Regions from separate parts of the Homo sapiens genome. Here regions 2, 3, 4, 5, 6 and 7 are each linked to region 1. The links are chromatin contacts, found by Hi-C or POLR2A ChIA-PET in ENCODE. All regions are on one chromosome and are shown on one strand. The core of a region is the stretch at or near the end of the contact, and the rest is flanking DNA. Distances in the headings are between cores, read along the strand shown. Region 1 holds the start of VPS26C (VPS26 endosomal protein sorting factor C). Region 2 holds the start of EPCIP-AS1 (EPCIP antisense RNA 1). Region 3 holds the start of CFAP298-TCP10L (CFAP298-TCP10L readthrough). Region 4 holds the start of PAXBP1-AS1 (PAXBP1 antisense RNA 1). Region 5 holds the start of ITSN1 (intersectin 1). Region 6 holds the start of IFNAR2 (interferon alpha and beta receptor subunit 2). Region 7 holds the start of GART (phosphoribosylglycinamide formyltransferase, phosphoribosylglycinamide synthetase, phosphoribosylaminoimidazole synthetase).

Region 1 (2,700 bases), core at 187-2,686:
GTAGCTTTTTCTCTTTTTTTTTTTTTTTTTTTTTTTTTGAGACGGGGTCTCACTCTGTTGCCCAGGCTGGAGTGCAGTGGCACAATCTCGTCTCACTGCAGCCTCCGCCTCCCGGGTTCCAGCGATTTTTCTGCCTCAGCCTCCCTGGTAGCTTGGATTAGAGGCGTCCGCCACCACGCCCGGTTAATTTTTGTATTTTTAGTAGAGACCAGGTTTCACCATGTTGGCCAGGCTGGTCTCGAACTCCTGACCTCAGGTGATCCGCCCGCCTCGGCCTCCCAAAGTGCTGGTAATACAAGCGTGAGCCACCGCGCGGGCCAGATTTTTCCCTTTGTAATTAACCATCAAGGGGATGACCATTTGAGCTTGTGTAAATAAGAGCAGGCTTCCCTAGTTGTCTTTTGCCCAAAAGTTTTAGCATCCATCCAAGACCTTTGTCTGAAATTCTGTCCCTTTTGAGATTACTTTGCATTAATATGACCAACCACTGCGATCAATTTTATTCCAAAGAGTGTTGGGGCTGTGATTTCAACCCTAGCTGCACATATATCACCGGTATCGCTGGGAGTGGAACCCAAGCAATCATATTTTAAAATTCTCCAGGATGACTGATTCTGATGTAGAGTAAGGGTTGAGATTCCCCGAGTTAGAGGAACCTTACAACACCCTCATTTGCAAATAAGGACACTGAGGCCCAAGGAGGTTAAATGACTGGCCAATGTCACAAAACCTGTTAATGGCATAGTCAAGATTTTACTTTTTTATACTTGCATTTTAATAGCCATTCCTTTGTGTCAGTCGAAGAATAAAACCAGAAAAAGCAGTAACTTTCGTAGTATGTTAGTATGTTGTTAAAAGTGACTACCATCTAATATATGCTGCCGCCAGACATACCCATTTCTGCTTCCAAGGTTTGTTTTAGCTTTCGTTCATTAGACCTTTGCGGTCACCTTAGGAGAGAGGGAAAGGGGAGTTTGGTCGTCAACTCCTCCGCCCTCAGCGCTCACTGAGGGAGCTCAAGCCTGAGAACCCAACACCGCCGGGTGTTCAAGGGGCCAGATGGGAAGAGCGCAGCCCCGGAGCTGGGCGCCTGCCCTGCACGTCCCGCAGATGCGGCGGCGGCGCCTGCCCTGGGGCCTCCTCGCAGGGCAGCCAGCCTCGCGCGGGAAGCACCTGGCGGGGACGCACCTGGCGGGAACGCACCCACCTTGGCGGAGACGCACCTGGCGGGACAGCCCTGCCCCGCCTAGGGACGCGGGACGTGCGCAGAGCGATGGAGACAGCGGAACCTGCAGACCCGCCCAACCCCACCTCCATCCCCACCCCCAGCCCCCACTTACCCCGGCGTGATAAACTTTATTCGCTCTTTTAATCTTGATGTCCAGGGCGGTCCCCATCTCCAATTCTCCGCAGCAGCCGCCACTTCCGGCTGCGCGTGACCCCAGGGAAACAAGGGGCGCCTCCCCGCTTCGTTCTGGGCCCCGCCCCTTTCCCTCTCTGCCGGCAGTGGCTCACGTGACCTCGCAGCGGCGTCGCACACACTCCCTAGCTCCGAGGGGCGAATGCCCACGCCTTCCTCCTTCCGGCACAAGAGCCGGCCTTAGTGCGGGCCGAAGCGCTGTCACGGTTCACCCCGCCCCCTCTGGGCGTGAAAGACGGGGCCAAGCTAGCCCCACCCCTTCCGTAGGGACAGTCTTACGCCGGAAATGCTCCTTTGCTGTCCGGGTTAGCGGAGGGAGGGAGGAACGGCTCTCCCCGCGTGCCCCGCGGCTGGAGGCGGAGCCGAGCCTGTCTGTCGGTTGCAGCCTGCGCAGGAAGGATGACGCTCCCGTCAGGCTGTGCGGCGCAGACGGTCGCCCAATGGAGTTGTCTTTCAGGAGGTTTTAACTTGGTAATGCCTGCCCTCCTCAAATGTCCTTAGTCTCCTCAACTCTAGCCCTCCACCGCTTTCTCCCTGGGGTTCTGAAGAGCCGGCGCCCCCTTGTCTGTCTGCGGCCAGGCGCCGCACCCTGCCCTTCCCGCGGGAGCGGTTCCGGTCACCCTCAGGGGTGCGGCCCCTGCGTGCTAGTCCTGCAAAGCGCTGATTGGCCGGCGGCTCGGTTGCCTCGCGTCCCAGCGCCAGCTGGGCCTAGGGCCAAGGTCTCGGGAAGCGCCGGGTGACCTCGCTCCTCTCGGAGCCGCGGGCGCTGGGTCACCCGCCAGCCGGGCTCCGCGGGCCGCGAGGGATTGTGGGTGTTCCCCAGGCGCGTGTCCTGGAACCGGGTGTTAAATATTCAGATCCGTGCGCCCCGCGTGAAGGGTGGAAAGGCACGGCCCCCAGGCTCTGGGGCTTGGAGATTGGTTGCAAATGAAAGACTGAAAGCTGGAGTGAATCTGCCTATTATTTTTATTCCCAGCAACAGCTGACCCCAGATACAGTTTGTGGGGGTGGGGGGCGTTACTGCAGGGCAGGGCAGTGCACTGTTAACGTACTTCGTTTATTGAGTTAAAATCTCTTGTAAATGTTATAAATGAGGATTTTGCCAATAAGCAGAAGGTCAAATTTCATTTTGACAAATGATTTAATTAAATAATGCGGTGAAAAGTGCTTTTTGTTTAAATTCTTTGCTTTTTGTTTAAATTCTTTGATTCTGATCATTATTTTTTAAAGTGCATTGCTTTTGGGATAACATCAGAAACTATCTGTAAAAAGAATTAGTA
Region 2 (2,819 bases), core at 307-2,806, 4.5 Mb before region 1:
AATGCAAGATTTACAAAACTTAATTTCTTTTTTCGTAACATGGAATTAACTGGGTTATGCACATTCAAATGGTCAGAAGAAAAGATTTAAGGCTCATTTAAGATCAGCAATCTAAAACCACTGCAGCCTGGCCTCCCACAGGAATTGGAGAAACTACCTTGCTTTTACTATTTTTACACCGTCTCGCTTCACTGTTCCCAAAGTCAGTGCGAAGAAGGCTGGGTATCTGCTACCCCTAATTACTTTTATGGGTAAACTGAGGCTCAGCGACTGCAAGGGACTGGCCCAAGGTCACTCAGAACCAGAGCTGCAACTCCAGGCTTCTGTTCCCTCTCCTAGTATTCCTTTTTACAAACTCGGCCTTCATGGTCGAGGATGCCTGGACAGAGCATCCAAGAAGTGTGGGCGCAGTGACCTGCAGAGGGCTCGGAAAGCATGCCAAGAGCAGCCAGGGGACCCACACCAAGTTGGCCCTGAAACACGCCAGGCAGAAAAGAGGCAGGACAGGGAACACCGAATTTCCCCTGAAACACTCTGAATGCCTGATCTGAGCTCCGGCCCCGTGGCAGAGGAGGTGGTTAAGAAAAGGCTGGGGGCAGCGCGGGAACGCGTCCCTTGCCCGAGCAGAAGGCCGGAGGCTGGGGAAGATTCGCAGCCGGTCGGACGGCAGGGGACTCCGTTCCAGGGCTCCGGGGCTGGGCGTCCAGAGAATACGGGGGCGGGGGACGGGGGCCTGCGTCGGGGATGCGGCCGTCTAAGGGCGTCCGAAGCGCGCACTTTACCTTCCTCCTCGTCCTGGAAGCTGAGCAGGCTGGCCCGGGGCACCTCTTTGTTCTCGCGAGGCCTCTTGCGCGGCTTCAGCCCGTTGCCGGGCTCCGCGCCGCCGGGGAAGCCGCCCCCGGCCTCAGCCCCGAGGCCCGGGGTCAGCGCGGAAGGCGGCGACGGCCCCGGGCCCAGCAGCGACTCCCCGCCAGGGGCCCTGTCGCCGCCACCGGGGCCCGCCTCTTCGCCCGTGCCCGGCGGCGGCAACAACGGCGGCGGCTCCTGCTCCTCATCGCGTTCCCGCTCTTCCTCTTCGGAGTCGTTCCGCTTGCGCACGTTCACCCGCCGGGCCTTTCGGAACATCCCCGCGGCCCGCACGGCGGTCGAATACTCGCTTCCACACCGCGGCCCCGGCAGCGCCGAGCTCGTGACGGCGCACGCGCGCTCTCCGGAGCTCCAGCCGGGTCGAGTCCTCTGTTGCTACCGCGCACCCCACGAGCGCGCATGCGCCTATGCTCCCACGCGCTCTCAATACTTGGAGAAAGAGAGAGAGTGAGAGAGAGAGAGAGAGAGAGAGAGAGAGAGAGAGAGAGAGAGAGAGAGAGAGAGAGAGAGAGAGAGAGAGAGAGAGAGAGAGAGAGAGCGAGAGAGAGAGAGAGAGAGAGAGCGAGAGAGAGAGAGAGAGCCCCACACCTCTCGCGAGAGCGTCGGCTCTTTGCATCGCTCTCTGTCGGAGTGGAGTACTATTAGCATGGAACTCTGGTGTTGTTTGACAGGTCACAAAGAGGATCATAGAGATGAGAAGAAAGAGTAGGCTCTGTTGTCCCTCAGACGGCGCTGCTGCAGTGCGTCTTCGCACTTACGCGGAGCGGTAATGTGAGGAAGCCTCCCGCCAAACAGATGAGGGAGGAGGAGGAGGGGAGAGGCCAGAGAGAGAAGCGGCTTTCGGGAAGGAAAGTGTGATCTAGTAGGTGGAATAGTCCTCTCCAAACTTTGACCTGAGGTGTGACTATTGGTAATTACTAGTTATTCTTGAGTAATACTTTGTATTTCTACAGCTTTATAGCTACAGAGCTCTTAGAAAGACATTGAATTTTATTTATGATACAATGTTACTTCAAAGACATTGAATTTCATTTATGGTACAATGTTACTTCAAAGACATTGAATTTCAGTTATGATACAATGTTACCTGGCTTGATGTCCCCCGTTCCCCAGTCTTTCAGGAACAAGGAAAGCAAAAGTGTTTCCGTGTTTTCTAAAGAATGCCAAGTTTGCAAGCAATTCTATGACTAAATACTTTCCAAAGCTTAGTGAGTTTCAGAAACAAGTGGAAGGAAAATAGAGCAGGGGGTGGGGAAGGTTGTGACAGTTCTCAGACTTGCGTGACAAAGCCCTCGCTGGCCACACCTTCACAGGGTGATTGCGCCTAAGGTTGAACTCACCGGCTTTCCCTATCTCATCACCGAACTAGAAGTTTTTCCTTCGGGCATGCACCTGTGCATGCGAATTCATTTTGATGTTTCGAAATTAAAAGGGTATTCGGTAGAGTGAAAAAAATCCACCCATGTCTGGAAGGCTGTTCACTTCCTCAGTGGCAATGTTAACAGTTTCTTATGATCCTCTAAAGATGTTCCATGAACATAAAAGCAAATAAATATGCATATTTTAATGTGTTCCCCTTTTTACACAGATGGTGTGTAAGCTGCATTTTTAGCCTACCGTAGATTGGAGATCGGCCCATATCTGTATATGAAGGGTTGTGTTTTTTTGGTTTTTTGTTTGTTTGTTTTGAGACTAAATTTCGCTCTTGTCGCCCAGGCTAGAGTGCAATGGCGCGATCTCCGCTCACTGCAATCTCCGCCTCCCAGGTTCAAGTGATTCTTCTGCCTCAGCCTCCCTAGTAGCTGGGATTACAGGCACGTGCCACCACGCCCAGCTAATTTATTTTGTATTTTTGTATTTCACTCTGTTGGCCAGGATGATCTCAATCTCTTGACTTCGTGATCCGCCCGCCTCAGTCTCCCAAAGTGCTGGGATTACAGGCGTGAGCCACC
Region 3 (2,700 bases), core at 170-2,669, 4.7 Mb before region 1:
TATGCTGTCTAATGCGGCAGCTACTCGCTCCACTTGGCGATTTAAATTTATTTAAATTAAAATGACCCAGACGCGATGGATCACACTTGTAATCCTAGCACTTTGGGAGGCGGAGGCAGGCGGATCACCTGAGGTCAGGCGTTCGAGACCAGCCTGGCCAACATGATGAAACCCCGTGTCCACTAAAGATACAAATATTAGCTGGGCGTGGTGGTGGGCGCCTGTAATCTCAGATACTTGGGAGGCTGAGGCAGGAGAATAGCTTGAACCCGGGAGGCGAAGGTTGCAGTGAGCAGAGATCGCGCCACTGCACTCCAGCCTGGGCAACAGTAAGACCCTGTCTCTCACACACACACATACCATATATATATATATATATATAATTTATTTATATTTATATATACATATATATAATTTATTTATATTCATATATACTATATATATGGTATTTATTTATATTTATATATATTTAATTAATTAAAATGCAAATGTAAAATTCGGTTGCCTGGCCGCACTAGCCACATTCCAAATGCTCTACGGCCACAAGTGGCCGGCAGCTGCCCAATGGACAGCACAGATGGGGGCCCTTCCACCGCCGGAAAGTTCTGCGGCAAAGCGGGTGCCCTGGAACCTGCGCGGGGTAGGGAGACGGCGCCGCAACGCAACAGGCCGTTTCCAGGGCGGGGAAAGATCACCAAGGCTTCCTCAACTGTAAGGGGCCGTCCCAAAGCCAGGTGGCTCGCTGCTTTACATTGGGCGACTAAAAATAGTAAATTCAGCTTTTAAAAGCCCACCTAGTTCTCATCTCACCCCTCACACGTGATTAATTGCACTAAGTCTGCTGTTCAGCCCGGCCTTTCGGCTCCCTCCTCCCTCCCCAGCCCATTTCCACTTATTCGCAGCACCCCAAATCCTGGCTCCGAGAGGCACCTGGGCCCACCTCCCAGCCCGGGGTGTCAGACAGGCCGGATCTTCTCCGGTTCCTTATTCATCTCCGGTTAACCCTAGTGTCCCGTTTCAACCCCGGCTGCTGCAAATCTCTTCAATAATCTTCACAAACCTGACCCCTCGGCCCACCCTGCCCCTCTTTCTCCATCCCACGCCGGTCTCTCGATCTGTCCGGGATGGGCCCACCCGCGAGCCGCACCTGAGCAGAGGCGCTGCACCTTGAGCCGCCCATTATAGACCCGGGCCACCTGCACCGTGAGCTCCTCCAGCTCGGTACTCCCAGGCGCCTGCAGCAGGAACTGGCTCTCGTCGCCCCGCTTCACGTGCAGCAGAACCATGGCGGTCCCGCCGAGGTACTGAGGCGTTGAGAAGGCCCCGGCTGCGTGGCCCGCGGGTCCTGCCGGCCGAGGGTCGCCGGATCGCCAGCAGCTGCGACGCACTAACAGCCGCTCACAGTCCGGAATCCCACGCTCCCTAGCCCGCGGTGAGCGGGGGAAACGGCACTCGCTCCCGGAAGTGGATGTTGCCAAGAGCAACAGTGAAGCAGAGTTAAAGAGCCGCCAGCTCAAGCTCAGAACCCGAGTGGGGGAGGCTGGGGTGCACCGAGGCCCAGCAATCCAAGCCCGTACGGAGCTGCGGCCGGGGAAACCACCCACACAGTCTGAGAGGACAGCTGATTCTGAGCGGACCGACGGAAGGAGATTCGCAGAGCCCCTTCCCGGAAGTGACTGTTGTCGCGGCAACTGCCAAAACACAGACCAAGTCGCTGAAGGGGAGGGCGGACCTCCCAATCGACTGGTCTGGGGCCCGAGATTTCCACTCAGGGAGATACGTGGGCTGAGATGGGAGTTACTAGATGGGGAACGGGAAATACGGCGGGAACCACAATCGCGCAGTTCCGCAGCTGCCGCCCCACAACCGCTCCACATTCCAGCGTCCCTTCCGCCGCTTTCAGTCTCCACTTCCGGCAACGTTTCCACGCTGTTTCCGGCCTGGGAAAGTTCGGCGGCAGCGACCCAGAACTGAGTCTTGCTGTTCGCTGCTGTTTGCGCGGGTCAGCTTTTCAGGACGGAGGGGCCAGGGCGAGTGTCCGCACTTCTTCGTTCAGGTTGATTTGGATGGCGTTGCTGGGGTAGCTCCAGCGGCCCCTGCCAGAGCGACCCTCCCAGAAATATCCAGCCATCCTCCAGCGGACTCTTGCTGAAGGCAGTCGGCGTCAGTCGCTGTTTATTCCGGGCCCCACAGATCCAGAGTCACTGCTCTCATGGAGCTTATATTTTAGTGTGACAAAAAGAAAACAAAAATAAATGGACAGGCCAGGAGCGGTGGCTCACGCGTGTAATCCCAACACTTAGGGAGGCCGAGGAGGGCGGATCACCTGAGGTCAGGAGTTCGAAAGCAGCCTGGCCAACATGGTGAAACCCCTTCTCTACTAAAAATACAAAAATTAGCCGAACGTAGTGGCGCGTGCCAGTAATTCCAGCTACTAGGGAGCCTGAGGTGGGAGAATTGCTTGAACCCGGGAGGCGGAGGTTGCAGTGAGCCTAGATCGCGCCACTACCCTCCAGCCTTGGCGACAGAGTGAGACTGTGTCTCAAAAATAATAAATAAACAAACGGACAACACAAATTCAAATACAGATCTAAAGAAAACTAAACAGGTTGATGGACTTCTTATGTTTGATGGTCAGGGAATGTACACCTTCTGCGATATTGGGAGTAATATTATCGTCTCCCGCCCTGAATATTTAGA
Region 4 (2,700 bases), core at 21-2,520, 4.5 Mb before region 1:
AAGGTGGGGGATCCAATTTGTGATAGATCCGGAATCCTTTACTGAACGCCATTCTCCTTTCTTCGGAGGCAGCCCTGCGAAAACCAAGCAAAGCAAAGCAAATGAAGCTGATGTTTCCTTCTGCAGCAAGGACTGCAAAGCATCCAAAAGTCCCTCCCCGCCAGGTTTTGATGGGGGGTTGGGGTGGGAAAAAACAGACAGCTCTGGGAGAAAATGGCTTTTTCCAAAAGATAAGTCGTCACTTAATTTTACCAAAAAGCAAGAGGAAAAGCTATCAATTCTCATACCAAGGCAAGACAAGGTTTTAGCACTGTAAGTCAATCAACGGTCTGGTTGAGTTTCCCGTTTAATTTATGCTTACTGAAAGGAAAAATTTTGAGCGTATTTCGTCCGGAGCTGTTTATCAGCTTCCTGCTTCAAGATCTGTCACTACGTTGAAAGGGAACCTATTTGGAAACTTCAAGCAGTTCCTTCGAGGTGAAAGGAGCGGAGGTGGGAGGGAAGGGTGACAAGGCTGGTTCAAAGCTCCTTAGGGGGCAGGAGAAGGAAAAGGATTATCCCACGCGACAGGCTCTCCCGGGGGTGGCGATGAAGGGCAAGGGAAAAGGCACAGGTTACCGCCGCCTCTCCTGCCCCGGGCTACCGCCGGCTGGGGGGACGGCAGGCGGGGCCGATAAATACGAATGGCCACCCGGGAAGAGTCACGACTCGGGGCACCGACCCGACTGGGGCTCCTCGGGGGTCCCGGGCAGTCGACTGCCCGGGAAAGCGGCTCCTTCTCGGAGAGACGGAAGAGCCGAGCAGCCCAAACCCTCCATTTATGCGCCAGAAGAGATACCCCGGCGCCCAGGCGGATTCGGTTCGTTCCCGCGGGCGGGCTGACAGCCGCTGTCACCACAGCCCCCAGCCTGACGCGGCACCCCGCACAACCAGTGGTCTGCTCACAACCCCGCCCGTCCTCCCGCACCCCGGCTGCTCGCGGTCGCCCCTCACCGCTCCCGCTGACGCTGCGGAGGCAGAGACTGGTCTTGGAGGCGTCCGCCCGCCCGGCTGCCCGTGGGTCTGGCCGCAGCAGCTCCCCGCCCCCCGCCGGCTTGCTCACCTCTTCCTCCGGCTCCTCCTCCTCCTTCTCCCGCAGCCGCCGCCACAGCCGCCGGGAGCGTCACTTCCGCTCCAGCAGGCCCATCTCTTCCGCATTGCGCCGCGGCCGGGGGCGGAAGATCCGCCCCGCGCGAGGGAAGGGGCGGGGCATCAGGAGGGAGACCACGCCCACTCTGCGCCGACCGGCTGGGCCTGGCACCCGCGGGCGGCCCCAGCCTCAGTCTCCAGCTACCTTTGCCTCCTGCGGCCGCCCCCAGGCAGAGCTGCGATCCCACCGCCGGGGGTGCAGGGAGAGGGAAGATCTGGCCTCCTTGGTCCTTTTGCGTGGGCTCTTCAGAGCGTGAGCGCCGGGGAGGGACTCCGGAGAAAAGCTTGGGGGGCTGCGTATTGCTGCTCCCCAAGCTGGGCGTCAGGACCAACCCCGCCGCCCCCACGGGCCTGACGGGAGAGGAGGAAGGGCTCGGGACGGTCGGCTCGCCGAGCCAACCAGGTGGCGCCTGAAGAGCTGTCCATGGTGTCGACAGCCCAGCAAACGGCACCGAGTTCCTAGTCTGAGTGTCTGGATAGGTAGCAGAAGAAAAACTAATGCCTGCTCTGGGACAGTTCTGTTCGGTGCCTTTTCTTGTGTGTTCTGGAGCTCACAGGGTTCTATCGAAGAGTGCTTAGGTGTATACGATGGAGAGTGGGACGTCACAAACCAGGATCTCAAGGCTGAGTCCAACAAAACATGGCCGTAGGGAGGCCACGACAGCTGTGGTTGTCACCGACGGATGAATAGCTTTTGCCAACCGTGGAATTTAGTAACTAAAGGCACCTAACCCTTTTATCTCATCCTCATTTTTCAACAAATGGTGCTTCCTGGCTAATATCAGCGTGTCCCATAGATTTCTGCTTCCATTGAATAGACCTAATAAGAAAGAGAATGAAGTCAAAGCCAACAGGGCAGAAAGAAATTGAAAACCTGAAGAACCCAGCACTCAAACTGTCTCCACTTGCGTTTGCTTTTTCTTTACCTCTTCTCCTTCTGGTTTTCAACAGCCAAAGCAGGATTTAAATTTGGTTATGTTGCAAAAATCATTTCCCTCTTCAGGCCCTGTCATGTGACTTGATTTTTTCGTCCATTTTAGAGAAGCTGTACCCACCCTGGTTTCAGGACACGGAACTAAATTTATTAGAAAAGAAGCCACTTCAAGTCATGAAGGAGAAACACAAAGATTCTTGGATTTAGTTCTAAGAACTAGAGGGGATTTCTATGTCAGTACTGTCTCAGAAAAAACTGTTGATATCAAATGTGTTGCTTGAGAAGTACCTTTTTTTTTTTGAGACGGAGTCTCGCTCTGTCCGCCCAGGCTAGAGTGCAGTGGCGCGATCTCGGCTCACTGCAAGCTCCGCCTCCCGGGTTCACGCCGTTCTCCTGCCTCAGCCTCCCGAGTAGCTGGGATTACAGGTGCCCACCACCACGCCCGGCTAATTTTTGTATTTTTAGTAGAGACAGGGTTTCACCGTGTTAGCCAGGATGGTCTCGATCTCCTGACCTCGTGATCCACCCGCCTCGGCCTCCCAAAGTGCTGGGATAACAGGCGTGAGCCATCGCGCCCG
Region 5 (2,755 bases), core at 113-2,612, 3.6 Mb before region 1:
GTTCGGCCCCGACCCAGACCTATCCCAAGGCGATGCTTACATCTCGCTCCAGATGATTCCGCCGTTTAGCATAATGAAGAGGGCCGATCTGGCTCAAAAGCCACATACAGCGAATAACTACTAACTGCTTTCCGAAAACAGCAAAGTGATGAGGAAGAAAGAAGTGGCTGAGAAGAAGTAACAGAGAAAGAAAAAGACACTCAAATTCTAGGAACAAGAAGCAGAGGAGAAAAACCCAACCTGGGAGATTAAGTGGAAGGGCACTCCCAGACCTCTGCCTCCATAAAAGTAGAGGGAGATGCAAACTGAGATAAGACCTACAATCAAAACCCGTCAAGGTCCAGGAAACTGTCCCTCAAATCTAGTCTTACCCACCCCTCAGCGGCCTCAGCTAAGCTAGGCCTGGGCCCGAACAAGTCCCAGGTTAGGGTTCGACGCGAACCACCATCCTCCCCAGGGCTGCACGGTTCTGTGGGGCATCTCTCCACCTTTCGCTTAAAGGCCCGTTTCCCAAGACACAGGACGCGTTTCCCGGGGCTCACCTGCCTCTGAGCCGCCCCAACGGCCTGCACCTTCACCACCGCCACCTTCCAGTCCTTCGTCAGAGAGCCCGCCCCCTGCTCCCATTGGTCAGGCCGCTCGTCACTCCTGAAGGGCGGGGTCGGACTCGCGAGGCTGTCCAGAACGCCATGGCAACCGGTCTCGGAACTACATCTCCCGTCATGTTCCGCTCGGGGGCGGAGAAAGAGGCGAGGCCCCGCCCCAAGGACTACCAATAAATGGGCGAAGTTGGAATCGCCCGGATGGGTTCCGTTTTATGCAAATTTTAGCCGAAGACCACACCCTTCCTCATTCCAACCATAGGCCCGGCCAACCCCTTTGGGTTGTGCTTCGCCTTTTTCCTTTCCACATTATTCTCTCCTTGAAAACCTCCAATAATTAAGTCAATTAAGTGCATCCTATCTAGTGTCTCTCACGGCAACGAGCAGATGCACCGAAATCGTGCAACAAAATCTCCATAAACCACGATAGGCAACCTCAGACCATAAATCTCCTGTTACGCCTACATGGGGAGGAGGGGGAGAGTGCTAATCCTGCCCCCACACAGCCCCTGCTGATTGGCTCATTCGGCTTGTCACTCTGTTGTCTTACATTTCTTTGGCTCACCCTCTTTGGGTTCGCACGGTGGGCGGGGCCAGTGGTAGGGGGTGGTGAGAAGGTGCGGGCCCCTTCTTCCAATTGGCTGGCGGTTTCCCCACCCACTTATGGGCGGAGATGGATGGTGGATGGGGGGCGGGGGAGGCAGCGGAGGGAGATGAGGAGATAGGCGGGAGCGAGGGAGCGAGGGAGGGAGCGAAGGAGGTAGAGAAGAGTGGAGGCGCCAGGGGAGGGAGCGTAGCTTGGTTGCTCCGTAGTACGGCGGCTCGCGAGGAAGAATCCCGAGCGGGCTCCGGGACGGACAGAGAGGCGGGCGGGGATGGTGTGCGGGGCTGCGGCTCCTGCGTCCCTCCCAGCGGCGCGTGAGCGGCACTGATTTGTCCCTGGGGCGGCAGCGCGGACCCGCCCGGAGATGAGGTGAGGAGAGGGCTGCAAGGCGGCGGCCTGGACCACGGGCGGCTGCAGCGGGGGCGGGGGTCGGCGCGGGGGTCTGCGCGATGGCTGCCCGGGGCATCCGTCCCGCGCCCGGCGCTTGTCTCCCCGGCCGCCCTTAGCCCCTCGCCGCGCGCCCGAGAGACGGCAGCGGCTGCCCCTCTGCCTTGTCCTTCCCGTCCTCGGGGGTGGCGGCGGAGTGGCGGGCGGACCCGCACTGGGAGGCCGGGGGCCGCGGTGGGCCGTGGGGTGGCGGCCGCGGGACGGGCGTGGGGATGAATGGGCGCCGCGGCCCCGCCGCCGAGCGGGCTCCCTCCTCTCGCGGGGACCCCGGGCGGCCGCTCCTTCCCGGGCTGACCTCGCTGCCCTCGGCCGCCGGCGAGGGGCGGCCCGGCCTCGCCTCCCGCCGGCCTCCCGGGGACCCGCGTTGGCGGGAGCGGCGCCGCCTCTGCCTGGAGCCCCGGCTCCTTCCTCGGCCCCTCGCTCGCAAGCCTGCAGAATCCTGGGTCAGTGAAGGGCAGGCAATGCCGTTCGGCCCCAGGGCGCGCCGCGGGGCCGCCCCTGAAGGCATTTAAAGGGGAGCGTCTTCCGCGCCCTGTGAGCGCGTCCCCGGGTCCGCCGCGTCCCTTCCCTTCTTACGCACCGACACGGTTTTGTGGTGTGGACCCAAGACACAATTGCAGTCCCTTGCTTGCACGAATGCAATCCGAATTCCCAAAAAAAGGAAACCGGCGAGGAATCGGCCGCACCTTCCTGCGCTTCTGCTTGCCTTGGGATTAGAAAACAACTTCGGAGATTACATTTCCTATGGGCAATCTTTTGTTGTGATTCAGACTCAAGAAGGCTTTGCTTTGGAAGAAATAGATTAGCGGCTTCTCTGTGGAGTTGGAGGCTATAGAGATTTTTATAGCCTCTTCAATATGAAAGTTTCCTCTAGAACTTTGCCATCATCAGTGCTATTCTGAGGGCAGCAGCAACCTGGAAATTTAGATACATGCAGGCTCCGGCCAGATGCGTTTCTTTGTGCTTGTCTGTTGGCATTCTTCTCTTGCTGCTCCTCTTGATCAAAACGTACAGATAATAAAGGCAAGGCCAATGAAGAGGGTAGATAATAACAGCAAATCCCATACAAACAAATGCCTCTAGAAATTCTCAGTTCTGTCAG
Region 6 (2,749 bases), core at 205-2,704, 4.0 Mb before region 1:
CAGCACATGGAGTTTGGTATTGGATTTCTCCCATTTTCAGAGGCTATTTCTGCAAATTCTCTAAAACTGTGGCTGAAAATATTTTCAATGTTGAATGTCTTTTATAAGAAATAGGATCCTAGATAAGTTCCCTTCAGATCGTATGGGGCTGGTGGGAATTCTGCCAAGGGTCACATAAGAGGCAGGACCGTGACATCCTCTTTATGATCACCCTTGTGCCTAGCCTTAAAGGAGTATCAGCAAATGTTGGTTGACTTCATAGATTAAAAGGCTCATTTTTCCCATCTACAAAAAGTATGAAACATCCTCCTCCTCCCTTTCCTAGGAGGCCAGAAAGCTGAACGAGAGATTAAATACTCAGTTAAAACAATTTAGGTGGTTAGTGTATCTTTTCCCTCTCCTTCAAAAAGATATTAACATTTCCATTTTAGTAGCTGTAATGTTTAGAATATACATACATTTTACTTGAAAGCTGCCTCATAGTCTATTTTGGTTTTGGATTTTCTTTTTTTTTTCGTTTTTCTTGAGACAGAGTTTCGCTCTTGTCTCCCAGGCTGGAGTGCAATGGTGCAATCTCAACTCACTGCAACCTCCACCTCCCAGGTTCAAGCAATTCTCCTGCCTCAGGCTCCCAAGTAACTGGGATTACAGGCGCCCGCCACCACGCCCAGCTAATTTTTGTATTTTTAGTACAGACAGGGTTTCACCATGTTGGTCAGGCTGGGTCTTGAAGTCCTGACCTCAGATGGTCCATCTGCCTTGGCCTCCCAAAGTGCTGAGATAACAGGTGTGAGCCACCGCTCCCGGCCTCATAGTCTATTTTAGAAGTTGACAGGCTATAAATAACAAGCAGACAAATTAATGAAGAACATCTGTCTTTCTGCCTATCCCGAAACACGTTGATCAGTGGGGGGTCGAGGGAAGGGTAGGAGTATGGAGAAGAGACCCGCGGAGAAGAGGGGAGAATCTACAACGGATAATGTTGTAGATATTTACAACATTTACTCAATGGTAGGTATTTTTATCCTCGTTTTACTAGTTGGAGAATTATATCATGCAGGTTTATACAATTAACAAGTGGGGGAGCCAGGAGAGAACCCATTCACTCTTTAGTTCATTCATTCATTCAGTCAGTCAACACATCTTTGGGTGTCTTCTAAATGCCAGGCACTATTCTAACCCCTAAGGATACTTCAGTAAACAAAACAGTCCCAAATTCTTCCCCTATGGAGCTTTCTCGGCGAAGGCGGGATTGGTTAGGAGCTGACAATCGGCAGCAGACGATTGTAAATGACCGGACCTTTTTTCTATTCTCCTGCCCAGCCCCCGGCCCGGCCTCCGCCTCCGGCCCTGCTCCAGCCCCGCCAGCGGCCCAGGACCCGCCCCTGGCTCCGGCCCCGCCCCTGGCTCCGCCCCCGCCCCCGCGCCGGCGGCGGCGCGGCGCCCGCGCTTCCGTATCGCTCCTCGTAGGCCGGGGCTCGGCGCGCGCACCCGCACTAAAGACGCTTCTTCCCGGCGGGTAGGAATCCCGCCGGCGAGCCGAACAGTTCCCCGAGCGCAGCCCGCGGACCACCACCCGGCCGCACGGGCCGCTTTTGTCCCCCGCCCGCCGCTTCTGTCCGAGAGGCCGCCCGCGAGGCGCATCCTGACCGCGAGCGTCGGGTCCCAGAGCCGGGCGCGGCTGGGGCCCGAGGCTAGCATCTCTCGGGAGCCGCAAGGCGAGAGCTGCAAAGGTAACGCAGCGTGGCGGGGTCGCGGGAGCGGAGCGCGTGGCCAGCTGACTGGAGGGAAAACGCCGCCTCCCTGCAGCGGTTCCCGGAATCCCCTCCGGTTCCCTCTCGCTCTCCCCGACTCCTCCTCCTCCTCCTGCCCTCCCTCTGCGTCTTGAGTATGCGGCTAGTGCGCCCTTCCTCTCTCCCGGGGCCGCACCTGCGACCCCAGGACCCCTCCCGGGCCCTGTCCTGCGCCCTCCACGCGTCGCCCCTGCTGGGAGTCCGCTTTCGTTGCACCCCTCCGCGTCCCACCCCACCCCACCAAGGATGCCCAGGATACCGGGCATTTGCCACTGCAAGATGTGAGTCGTTGCTAAGTTTGAGGGTCACATTCCTCCAGGTCCACCCCGCCTTGCAAAACCGGCTCACCAGCTGGGTGCTCAGGTTCGGGATCTCCAGCCCGCCCCCTTGAGGTCCCCTGGGATTAGCCCCCCTCGACCTGCGTCAGGGTCACAGACTGCAGCCGGGGCTGGAGCGGCCTACACCCCTCCGGATCCGCTGCGTGGAGGCAGGAGGGGGAAGGGGCGAGGGGACGTGGCCGCGGAGACAGAAGGGTGCACCCTCCCAGGGTCGGAGAGGGGAGATACTGGGAAGATACTCCGCGAATATGGAGAGGCGATCGGCACTTGCATTTCAACCCTGAGCAAATCAATCCGTTACACGCAGTAGCGAGTTGACTCCATCAGCCCGTTTATTTGGTTAGCGATGGTTATATTGACTCTGAGTATTCCCACCTCCTTTCTTTTAACATTTTTTTTTTTATTTCCTTGTTTTGTTTAGCAAGAAGTCTTAGAAACGAATATAGCATGCTTGGGCGTTGATTCAGTGGTGAGAAGTGCCGGAGCTGGCTCAGGGAGAGGTGGAGTTTCCCATGTGTGCTCACTGGCCCAGGGGCTAAGTCCCACTGCTTGCCAAGGTTTCTCAGTATCCTGTCCACCCACCCCCTATCCACCTGTGCAGGCTTGAGGGGGTGAGGG
Region 7 (2,700 bases), core at 183-2,682, 3.7 Mb before region 1:
TTACTTACCACAAGACAAACTGGTAACAGGAAAAAGAAAATTGAAAACTTATTTTGATGATGTTGGGATTACATATTTTAAGAAAAATGTAAGCTGACAATATACAAAACTAACATTTTTTTGAGCACTTAACCTTGGGCAGGGTACTATTTAAAATGCTTGTCATGAAAGAATCCTATGAGGGAGATACTATTACTATCACCAATTTGCAGATAAGACAAGGAGGCCCAGATAGGTAAATAACTTGCTGGAGGTCACACAGGTAAGAGGGGGTGGAGCCTAACAGAAGCAATTTTGCTTCAGATTCTCTCAACAAGTGAAACGATGATCATTGAAAATTTGAGAAAGGAAAAAAAAAAACCCTGTTAAATTACAGTCTCGGAAGGAACAGCTACTTTAGTGTAACGGGAAAACACATTTTACTTGCCATGTGTATCTGAAATAAACAGATTTTTTATTTTATTTATTTATTTATTTGTTTAGACAGTCTCTCTCTGTCGCCCAGGCTGGAGGGCAGTGGTGTGATCTCAGCTCACTACAACCTCCGCCTCCCGGGTTCAAGCGATTCTCTTGCCTCACAGCCTCCCAAGTAGCTGGGATTACGGGCGTGCGCCGCCACGCCAGGCGAATTTTTGTATTTTTAGTAGCGACGGGGTTTCACTACGTTGGCCAGGCTGGTCTCGAACTCCTGACCTCCAATGGTCAACCCACCTTGGCCTCCCAAGTGCTGGGATTACATCACATCCGGCCAGAAATAAACAGATCTTTAAATCTAGAGCAAATGTTACATCTTTAGTTTGAATATAGCAGTAGTGTGGGAAAATTCTGTTTACTCTAGTGGATCACTGAAAATAGCCTTACTACCCAGTGGTGAGGACGCCTGGGCTCCTGAGTCTCACACAGCGCCTTGGCCTGGGTAGAGACGCTGCCCCATACTAGCAGGAAGACCTTGGGGGACTTCACTAACCTTGGGCCTCATTCCTCAGAATGGGTAACATAAGCAGAATAAGACAGGCAAATAAAGCCGTATCAGAGGATATGGAGAATAAAGTAGAAACCAACTACAAAATTAACCAAGTAATCTGCCAGAGACAACGGGTGCATAAAGAGAAAGTACACCAATTTAGGGTTATGTCCTAAAAATGTATAAAGACACAAAAAGGCCTTGACATCTTAGAAAACAGGAAAAGTAAAAGAGCAAATAGAAACCAGCTAACAGTAGCAAGTGAAAAGCACATGGCCAACCCCCACCCACCGCATTTACAAACAACAGGAAAATTTCTACAAATCAGTTTCTATGGTTTCACTCAGTTCGCGATCTTAAATCCCCAAACCAAAGCCTAAGCGCGCTCCGTGTAAAAGCGGAGGGGGTTTACGCACCGACACCGGGTGGCCACCTGGTTCCCGCTTGCCCGCTCGCCGGAAGTCGGCCCACCGGGACCGGCGCGGGACCAGCGCGGCACCGCCCCTCACTGCCCCGCCCTACGACGGCTTCCCTGCCCCATTGGTCCGCGCGGCCCTGGGTCTCCGCGGCGAGAATCTAGTCTGATTCCCTCCCGCCCTGGGCGCTGCCTGACTGCTCCCCAGCCGAGACACCCAAGCCTTAGCACGTTTATAATGTGACAGTGGTACGGGGTGCCACGCAGTGTTTCCAGGAGCGCCGGGGGGGAGCGCCAAAATGCTAAACCCATTCTTAGCCAATTGTGCGCCGCTCACGAGTCAGAGCTGAGCAGCTACCGCGGAAAAATCTCGTGACACGCCTGACTCCTGATGAGACTAAAATGCACCGGGCTTTGAATGCCGGTCGCTTAGGACATCCGGCCTATTGCTAAAAAAAAAAATGAGGCTGGTTATAGAACGCACTGGGGAAGACACAGGGCAACAGCGAGTTCCTCCTCTCACATGCCAGTGGGGGCGGGGGCTGAAAAATTCTCTCCCGGATGCATATCCCTGTCGAAACTGAACTTGGCGCCACCTGAGAGCGCCTGAAAGCCGTGTGTTAAACACCGGGTTGCCCTTCTTGCTCTTCTTCCTCTTCGCCTTTAATCTCAGGCACTTAGCAAGCCTGTTAAGGCTCCCAAACACTGCTGGGGACTGACAACTTATGCGGACACGGTCGCCTCAAGAGAGACGGCTCCTGTAATGGCGCCTGCGTCAGACACTAACATGGCGGACATAGTCGTGCGCGGCGCAAACGTCAGCACCTCTACCCCAGCCGCTCAGAAACAGCAGAGGAGAGCAGGGCCGTGCTCACTGATTGGTCCCTCGGTGGAGCGGGCCGGACCGGGCATTCCCTTTGGAGCCAATCAGGAAGGCGAGAGACCGAATTGGCCCGTGCGCCTCCTCCCGAGGCATGCTGGGAGCCTGGAGGACTAGCGAGGAGGAGTTGAGAGAACGGAGCGGACGCCATGGCGACCAACATCGAGCAGATTTTTAGGTCTTTCGTGGTCAGTAAATTCCGGGAAATTCAACAGGAGCTTTCCAGGTAAACGCCTCCCAGATTCTTCTGCTCCCAACGGACCGTTAGGCCCTCACCTAGCCTTCTTTGGCACCTTTCTTCGGAGACGCAGTCGTTCCCCGGCTCAGGCCCCGCTAGGGCCCCGCCTGGGCCTGGGATCCATTTTCCGGGCCCCCCCCAACCGCCCCCCCAGCCGCTCCCTTCCTTTTCCCTCGAGGAACTTCGCCTTTTCCGAGGTAACC

Evidence for each region. Hi-C counts contacts between places; a loop is a spot of excess contacts on that map. ChIA-PET counts read pairs that join two places held with the same protein, here RNA polymerase II (POLR2A). Pooled maps may share reads with other maps.
Region 2: a loop to region 1 is called in a map of CD8-positive, alpha-beta T cell, with 19 times the contacts of the local background. The contact joins the promoter of EPCIP-AS1 here to the promoter of VPS26C in region 1. A Hi-C loop is called at or near these places in 1 of 168 maps with a recorded cell type or tissue (CD8-positive, alpha-beta T cell) and 9 of 50 pooled maps. POLR2A ChIA-PET finds 5 or more read pairs at or near these places in 2 of 52 experiments (GM12878 and activated naive CD8-positive, alpha-beta T cell).
Region 3: a loop to region 1 is called in a map of B cell, with 23 times the contacts of the local background. The contact joins the promoter of CFAP298-TCP10L here to the promoter of VPS26C in region 1. A Hi-C loop is called at or near these places in 2 of 168 maps with a recorded cell type or tissue (B cell and CD4-positive, alpha-beta T cell), 3 of 37 single-sample maps with no recorded cell type and 5 of 50 pooled maps.
Region 4: a loop to region 1 is called in a pooled map, with 17 times the contacts of the local background. The contact joins the promoter of PAXBP1-AS1 here to the promoter of VPS26C in region 1. A Hi-C loop is called at or near these places in 6 of 50 pooled maps.
Region 5: a map of B cell shows a loop between it and region 1 (8-fold over the local background). The contact joins the promoter of ITSN1 here to the promoter of VPS26C in region 1. A Hi-C loop is called at or near these places in 1 of 168 maps with a recorded cell type or tissue (B cell), 5 of 37 single-sample maps with no recorded cell type and 10 of 50 pooled maps.
Region 6: a pooled map shows a loop between it and region 1 (6-fold over the local background). The contact joins the promoter of IFNAR2 here to the promoter of VPS26C in region 1. A Hi-C loop is called at or near these places in 1 of 37 single-sample maps with no recorded cell type and 2 of 50 pooled maps. POLR2A ChIA-PET finds 5 or more read pairs at or near these places in 1 of 52 experiments (T-cell).
Region 7: a loop to region 1 is called in a map of CD4-positive, alpha-beta T cell, with 12 times the contacts of the local background. The contact joins the promoter of GART here to the promoter of VPS26C in region 1. A Hi-C loop is called at or near these places in 1 of 168 maps with a recorded cell type or tissue (CD4-positive, alpha-beta T cell), 3 of 37 single-sample maps with no recorded cell type and 9 of 50 pooled maps. POLR2A ChIA-PET finds 5 or more read pairs at or near these places in 1 of 52 experiments (WTC11).

The regions. Positions count from the first base shown.
Region 1 is chr21:37,265,898-37,268,597 of GRCh38, forward strand. VPS26C (VPS26 endosomal protein sorting factor C) reads right to left here and starts at 1,437. Exons shown (of 8, transcript NM_006052.2): 1 at 1,341-1,437. The coding sequence starts at 1,397. RefSeq lists silencers at 1,033-1,342, 2,083-2,242 and an enhancer at 1,483-1,542.
Region 2 is chr21:32,770,544-32,773,362 of GRCh38, forward strand. It overlaps EPCIP-AS1 (EPCIP antisense RNA 1), which reads left to right and starts at 1,557. Exons shown (of 4, transcript NR_024623.1): 1 at 1,557-1,765. PAXBP1 (PAX3 and PAX7 binding protein 1) reads right to left here and starts at 1,212. Exons shown (of 18, transcript NM_016631.4): 1 at 783-1,212. The coding sequence starts at 1,125. RefSeq lists an enhancer at 879-1,868.
Region 3 is chr21:32,610,958-32,613,657 of GRCh38, forward strand. It overlaps CFAP298-TCP10L (CFAP298-TCP10L readthrough), which reads right to left and starts at 1,420. Exons shown (of 12, transcript NR_146639.2): 1 at 1,148-1,420. CFAP298 (cilia and flagella associated protein 298) reads right to left here and starts at 1,420. Exons shown (of 7, transcript NM_021254.4): 1 at 1,148-1,420. The coding sequence starts at 1,286. RefSeq lists enhancers at 842-891, 1,552-1,661.
Region 4 is chr21:32,726,844-32,729,543 of GRCh38, forward strand. PAXBP1-AS1 (PAXBP1 antisense RNA 1) reads left to right here and starts at 1,271. Exons shown (of 4, transcript NR_038879.1): 1 at 1,271-2,700. SYNJ1 (synaptojanin 1) reads right to left here and starts at 1,170. Exons shown (of 33, transcript NM_203446.3): 1 at 1,103-1,170; 2 at 1-74. The coding sequence starts at 52. RefSeq lists enhancers at 376-876, 877-1,377 and a silencer at 842-1,341.
Region 5 is chr21:33,641,139-33,643,893 of GRCh38, forward strand. ITSN1 (intersectin 1) reads left to right here and starts at 1,363. Exons shown (of 40, transcript NM_003024.3): 1 at 1,363-1,575. It overlaps CRYZL1 (crystallin zeta like 1), which reads right to left and starts at 603. Exons shown (of 13, transcript NM_145858.3): 1 at 543-603. RefSeq lists an enhancer at 342-751 and silencers at 1,222-1,561, 1,572-1,671, 1,992-2,121.
Region 6 is chr21:33,228,484-33,231,232 of GRCh38, forward strand. It overlaps IFNAR2 (interferon alpha and beta receptor subunit 2), which reads left to right and starts at 1,455. Exons shown (of 9, transcript NM_001289125.3): 1 at 1,455-1,733. It overlaps IFNAR2-IL10RB (IFNAR2-IL10RB readthrough), which reads left to right and starts at 1,455. Exons shown (of 13, transcript NM_001414505.1): 1 at 1,455-1,733. RefSeq lists silencers at 1,272-1,731, 1,792-1,851, 1,872-1,921.
Region 7 is chr21:33,540,685-33,543,384 of GRCh38, forward strand. It overlaps GART (phosphoribosylglycinamide formyltransferase, phosphoribosylglycinamide synthetase, phosphoribosylaminoimidazole synthetase), which reads right to left and starts at 1,433. Exons shown (of 22, transcript NM_000819.5): 1 at 1,381-1,433. It overlaps SON (SON DNA and RNA binding protein), which reads left to right and starts at 2,354. Exons shown (of 12, transcript NM_138927.4): 1 at 2,354-2,485. The coding sequence starts at 2,409. RefSeq lists silencers at 1,309-1,598, 2,639-2,700 and enhancers at 1,749-2,198, 1,763-2,494, 2,399-2,458.